Linked DNA regions of Mus musculus: region 2 is linked to region 1. A link is a loop called in an ENCODE intact Hi-C map of the cell type or tissue named here. Cell type or tissue: left cerebral cortex. All regions are shown on one strand. Each heading gives the region's core, and the rest is flanking DNA. Links, peaks and the distances in the headings are about the cores only. Region 1 overlaps Gm36857 (a long non-coding RNA gene). Region 2 has its middle 2.7 kb from the start of Gm36909.

The links. A loop is a pair of places that touch in the nucleus more often than their neighbours do. Peaks named below come from ENCODE experiments on the same cell type or tissue, not always from the same donor. Only the 100,000 strongest peaks of a DNase experiment are listed, where the experiment ranks them.
Region 2: a loop joins it to region 1, with 7 times the contacts of the local background. A loop is called at or near these places in 5 of 42 quality-filtered maps.

Annotation. Positions count from the first base shown.
Region 1 is chr2:71,597,427-71,600,340 of GRCm38, forward strand. All of the region lies in intron 1 of Gm36857 (a long non-coding RNA gene), which reads left to right. Among named protein-coding and RNA genes, the nearest start is that of Gm36857, 7.6 kb to the left of the region's middle. In left cerebral cortex, for the core only: a CTCF peak has its summit at 1,577 (motif pointing right); DNase peaks (open chromatin) are centred at 696, 1,163 and 1,587; H3K4me3 peaks cover 393 bases; H3K27ac peaks cover 280 bases.
Region 2 is chr2:71,651,530-71,654,443 of GRCm38, forward strand. No RefSeq gene overlaps it. Among named protein-coding and RNA genes, the nearest start is that of Gm36909, 2.7 kb to the right of the region's middle. In left cerebral cortex, for the core only: a CTCF peak has its summit at 1,116; a DNase peak (open chromatin) is centred at 956; H3K27ac peaks cover 102 bases.

The sequences.
Region 1 (2,914 bases), core at 116-2,615:
GGTAGCCTGGAACGTGCTTTATAGCAACACAGGCTGCTCTTGAACTCCCAACTGCCTTCTTGTCTCAGCTTCTGAAGGCTGGGATATTACCAGTGTGGCAATTATGCCTGGCTTGTTTGTGTTTTTTAAAAGTCACCTTCTGAAAAAGATGGACATGGTGGCTATGCAACCCCAGAGCTTGGGGTGTGTGAGGAAGAAAGTCAGAGTTCAAGGCCAGCTATAAACCTCAGCTATAAAGAGGGTTCGAAACCAGCTTGAGCTGGGTTAAGACTCAGAATAAAAAAAGCAAGTAACTATGGTCTGGGCAATTAAGAGTCCTGGCTGCTCTTGCAGAACACCCGGGTTTCATTCTAGCACCCATGTGGCAGTGTACAACTGTCTGCAATTCTCCCGTTCCAGAGAATCTAATGCTTGTGGTGTACAGACATATGTTCAGGCAAAACATAAAGATAAATAAATCTTTAAAAACCCAAATAGCTAAATGAATAAGTAAGCAACTAAACCAAGTCCATATTCTGGTAGGTCTGCATCTTTGTAGGGACTTCCTGCTGGAGCTTCAAATCTGGAACTTGAGTTTAATCTGATCCATGCATGGCTTCATCTAGTGGGTAGATCCAGGCTTTTCCTCCCATAGGCGATGGCCTTTCTTAACAAGACAGATCTACATTCATACACACAAAACACAGTTTCGGATTTGGAAAGAGTCCCCTTGCCAGTGAAAGACACGTGAGTCTCTCTAGCCTCATGGTGAAATTGTGTTCAGGGTCACCTTCTGTACGAAGCTGCAAGCCTTCTCTCTGCTGGTGCCCGCCATGTGCTCACAGACTTTAGGACTCTCACTCTTTTCCAAGTCCTAGCTTTAAAAAACAAAAAAAAAACCAAAAGCTTTGTGAATTGTTTGAGAGAATCAATTACAGCACCAGACTGGCTGGGTTTGTTCCACGGTTCTGCCAAGCTAGTTGTGTGACTCAACCAGGTTAGTCTCTTTTGCCTCGTTTCTGTCTGTTTTTGGCAAGGGAAGTATTTGGGAGGGAGGAGCGACTGAGACCTGTATTGTTGTGACATAGTGCCTGCTACTCAAATGTCTGACAGTGTTCCAGCTAGAGTTGCCAGTTCTAACCAGCAGAAATTGACTCCGTTACCTTAAATGGAGAAGTGGCTTTATTGGAAGGATCGTGGGCAGTCAGAATTTACAGCATATGTGCAGAAGCAGAAGCAGGAAGTGTGTGAGAGGGGGAGCAGACAGTAGAAATAATCAGATCCGAACATTTGCGGCATGGCCAGGACACCATCGATAGCTCCCGCCTCCGGTGTTTCTATGCTCCCAATCTTTCTTAGAGGAGCCTCTTGAGATTCAAAATCATTGGCGATCCTCTTCAGTGGGCTGAGCCCACTGTTAGGGAAAGCAGAGCTTCGAAGCCTTTGTTTCTGTGTTAGAAATTGGGATGTCTTATTGGGGAGCGGGCCACTCATGGTAGAAGAGGGTTAGGATGCTAGGGAACAAAACTCTCTCCAACCGCTCTACCTAGGCATTGTGATTGCTGGGCACTCCACTGTCTAGTAGAATTGAGATGCAGTGTGCTATCCCACCAGTAGGTGTCACCCTTTAACAAGTGTGACCTTCCCCTCCCACCTCAGCCCCTCAGAGGCCATCTGCACAGTAAAGAATGTAGTGGCATTTCCGCAGCTGATCCCAAACTGGGGTGCCCAGTTATATTGGGTCTCTCTCTCTCTCTCTCTCTCTCTCTCTCTCTCTCTCTCTCTCTCTCTTTCACACACACACACACACACACACACACACACACACACACACACACACACACACATGGATTCAGTTCCCTCAAATGAAACCCGCTGTCTATAGTTTGTTACCCCTTTAGTATCGTCACTTGTCTGGCAGTAAATATGAATATATAGTAAGTTAAACCTGATGGGAAAAATTCAGAGAGAGTTTACTGGCTTGGTTTACTGACTTGTTTTTTTCATGATATGATTTCAGGGTTGTGATATATATCGCTTCTATGAAAAATAGTACTTTCCGAGAGAGGTGCTTTCCTAGGTCATGATGAAATCAGGGGGAGCAACAAAACACACCATGACCCAAGTGCTTGGTACTGCCCTTCAGATTGTGAGACTGATATGTGGCCTGCTGGACTAAGAGGGTCACTTGGTATTGTTCTGAAAGCAGTTAAACCACAGGTTAGCCGGGGAGTTCACTTTTCATTAGGCAACGGGTACTCAGCATAGTTCTTTTTTTTTTTTAATTAGATATTTTCTTTATATACATTTCAAATGCTATCCCGAAAGTTCCCTATACCCTCCCCCCGCCCTGCTCCCCTACCCACCCACTCCCACTTCTTGGCCCTGGCGTTCCCCTGTACTTCTTGACCAATGCTAGGTTCACAGATAGTCTTTGAACAGAAGGCGAATAAGCACGCTGCTATGGCATTGCTTTTCTGGTACCCACAAACTGAGGCTGATGAACTTAACTCCAAGGTTAGCTGGTGTGTGAGCGAGCTTTCTGTGACTATAACAAAATACTTGAGATAAGCAAGTTATTTAAAAAAAAAGACAGACTCACAGTTTTGAAAGTTTTAGTCCAAAATTAGTTTGTCCTGTTGCTTTAGGAAGCAATGTATCGTGAAAGGAGTGTATGGTAAAGAACAGTCTACATGGATGAGAGAGAGAGAGAGAGAGAGAGAGAGAGAGAGAGGTGGGGATGCATGGGAGTTACAGTAGAGCAGGGTTGTCCACTTTATGGATGGGAGAGAGAGCATTCATGTACCCATGAGAGGTGGGGGTGGAGGTGGAGCTAGGATTCTATAATCTCCTTTGAGAGCAAGTCCCAAACGACCTCAGGAATTCCCAGTAGGCCTCACCTTCTAAAGGCTCTGGCTTCTATCAATAGCACCAC
Region 2 (2,914 bases), core at 107-2,606, 54 kb after region 1:
TTCGTTTAACCATCCATATCAAATGTTTTCATTCAAACATTACCCAGCATCATGATTTGCAGTCAAAAATTATGGTCCGTATATCTGATGAGACTTGCAGCCCTTATACCTTGGTACAGCAGCAGTATCAAGAGAAAACTTCCTAGGAAATTGGGATAGTTGTCATAGTCATAACTAAATAAATAAAATGTAAAATCCAAAAGGGAGGGGGGGGCCTGGAGCAGCCACACCCACAGGGCAGCTTAGGGATGGGGCAATCAGGCTCCCCCCCCCCCCAGATCAGCTTCCCTAGACCTCTGAAGGACTTATTGCCGGCAAACCCCCAGGGCATTCCTTCTCTTTGAAATAATTTCAGGATTGCTGTCATCAATACACGGCTCCCTGCTGCTTGCTTCAGCCTGTCTCTCTCTCTCTCTCTCTCTCTCTCTCTCTCTCTCTCTCTCTCTCTCTCTCTCTGTGTGTGTGTGTGTGTGTGTGTGTGTGTAATCACCTAGACAGGGATTAGCAAGAAACTATTTAAGAATTCATTTGATGGTTAATGATGGAAAATCCCAGGATTTAAAAGGAGCGAGCAGGAAGGGGAACAAAAAGCCTGACTGGTTTTCCAGAGAGATGCGAAATTCTTCATCTCTGTAATTTAAGGTCTTGAACCCTACTGTGGGGGCAGGGAGAGAAGTAGAGGCCCTGAACGCAGGGAGGTAATGTCACATCTCTGATCCTTTGGTGCAAGCAAAGAAACCTGATGACGAATAGCCTATTTCCTCTTTCCCCCACCTAAACCTGTCTCAGGCTTTCCCGTACTCTGCACTTTGCAGACCTCAACAAGAAAGGCGGCTCCCTGCCAGCCCGGGCGCCGATATGAGTTCAGGCACTGGAATGCGGCAGATGGGAGGGACTCCCAGGTTGTTCTCCTTGTGCAAATCCAGATGGCCAGAGGGTGTCTTCCCAACTGAGTTCCCTCACCCACCTCTTCATTTATTCATCCTCTCTCTTCCCTCGTTTTCTTCTGACTTCTCTCAAAAGCCTGACAGCTGTCTCTCCCCCTCCCCCCCAGCTGCCTCTACCAACCATCTTTCTAAGGCTTCTGTCAAGGCCAGCCATTGCAGGAAGAGGGCAGCATCTTGCTTTGAAGGTTCTGGCCTAGCATAACAATCAGCATGTTTTTGAGACCCACTTGAGGATCTGGGCGTGGTGGGGAGGGATCAAGTGTTTGGCCTATCCCAGGGGATATTAGTCACCCAAATTATGTCTCAGGATTGAAAAGATTATTAGACAAGTTCACACATGGGGAGTGGCTGGCAGACGGGCCACTCCTTGTTGAAGCTTGAGGTTTGGGATTCTGATTTGCCTTCTTTGCATGTTTTCTTTCCTTACATGAAAATAAAGCCTTCAAGAGACACGCTGGGAAGTTTTGGGAATGCAGTTTCCTTAAGGAGGTATAACAGTGAGGATACATGCATATGCAAATGTTACCATAAAATCTATTATTTTGTATAACAACTTAAAATTAATAAAAATAATTAAAATTGATTTTAAAAAGAAAAAGAGAGAATGGAGAATAAAACAAAAAGGTAGACATGATTAAAAGAAGTCAGAACAAATCCCTCCCTCATATTGTCTCTATGCTAATGGGACCATCTATAGGTGGACTGCAGAATGGGTGTGTACATGTCAGGACAGACTGGAAAGCTGCAGAGGAGGAGGAGGAGGAGGAGAAAGAGGAAAAAGAGAAGAAAAAGGAGAAGAAGGAGAAGAGAACTTAAGGAGACCAAAGGAGTCAAGGGGCCCCAGGATAAAACTCCAGCTTTTGAAAAATTGTATCTGTTGGTAGAACATGTCACTGGACTCATCAGAGGCCTATGGTGAGTCAGAGGCAGCCATGGGCCCAAAGGCTGGGCTTGCCAGGATCTTCGCCGAATTCCAGAAGCCAAGAAAGGACCTCTCTGAATGCTCAAGAGGCAGAGATGGGGATCCCTGGAGTCTGCTGGCTGACCAGTCTAGCTGAATCCTGAGCTCCAATGACAGATGTGTCTGGAAAAAGAACATAGTAAGAGATGGAGGAAGACTGCCTTGACTCCCACTTAGCCTACACACATGTGCACATGTTGAAGCGGAAGCTTCCCCCTCCAACATCGTCTAATTCTTTTGCCTGCTTGTGGAGGACAAGAAAGGGTCGAGTGTGTCTAGATCTGTTGGTTTCTGTTTTGTGTGTTTTTGTGTATGTGTTTAGAGCTCTGTGAAAATCTAGAAAAACAAAGGTAATTCTCATAGGTGCTTTATACCCTGACTAGAGATAGTTTACACCTGAGATAGTTTTCCACACACGGGCACACACACACTCTGTAAAACATATACCACATACATACGCATAATTTCCACGAAAGCAAATTTTAAATGTTCCTATCAATACATATAAAGAAAATGCAGGAGTTACAGAGACAAAATTTGGAGCTGTGACAAAAGGATGGACCATCTAGTGATTGCCATATCCAGGGATCCATCCCATAATCAGCTTCCAAACGCTGACACCATTGCATACACTAGCAAGATTTTGCTGAAAGGACCCAGATATAGCTGTCTCTTGTGAGACTATGCCGGGGCCTAGCAAACACAGAAGTGGATGCTCACAGTCAGCTATTGAATGGATCACAGGGTCCCCAATGGAGGAGCTAGAGAAAGCACCCAAGGAACTAAAGGGAACTGCAACCCTATAGGTGGAACAACAATATGAACTAACCAGTACCCCGGAGCTCTTGTCTCTAGCTGCATATGTATCAAAAGATGGCCTAGTCGGCCATCACTGGAAAGAGAGGCCCATTGGACTTGCAAACTTTATATGCCCCAGTACAGGGGAACGCCAGGGCCAAAAAGGGGGAGTGGGTGGGTAGGGGAGTGGGGTGGTGGGTATGGGGGA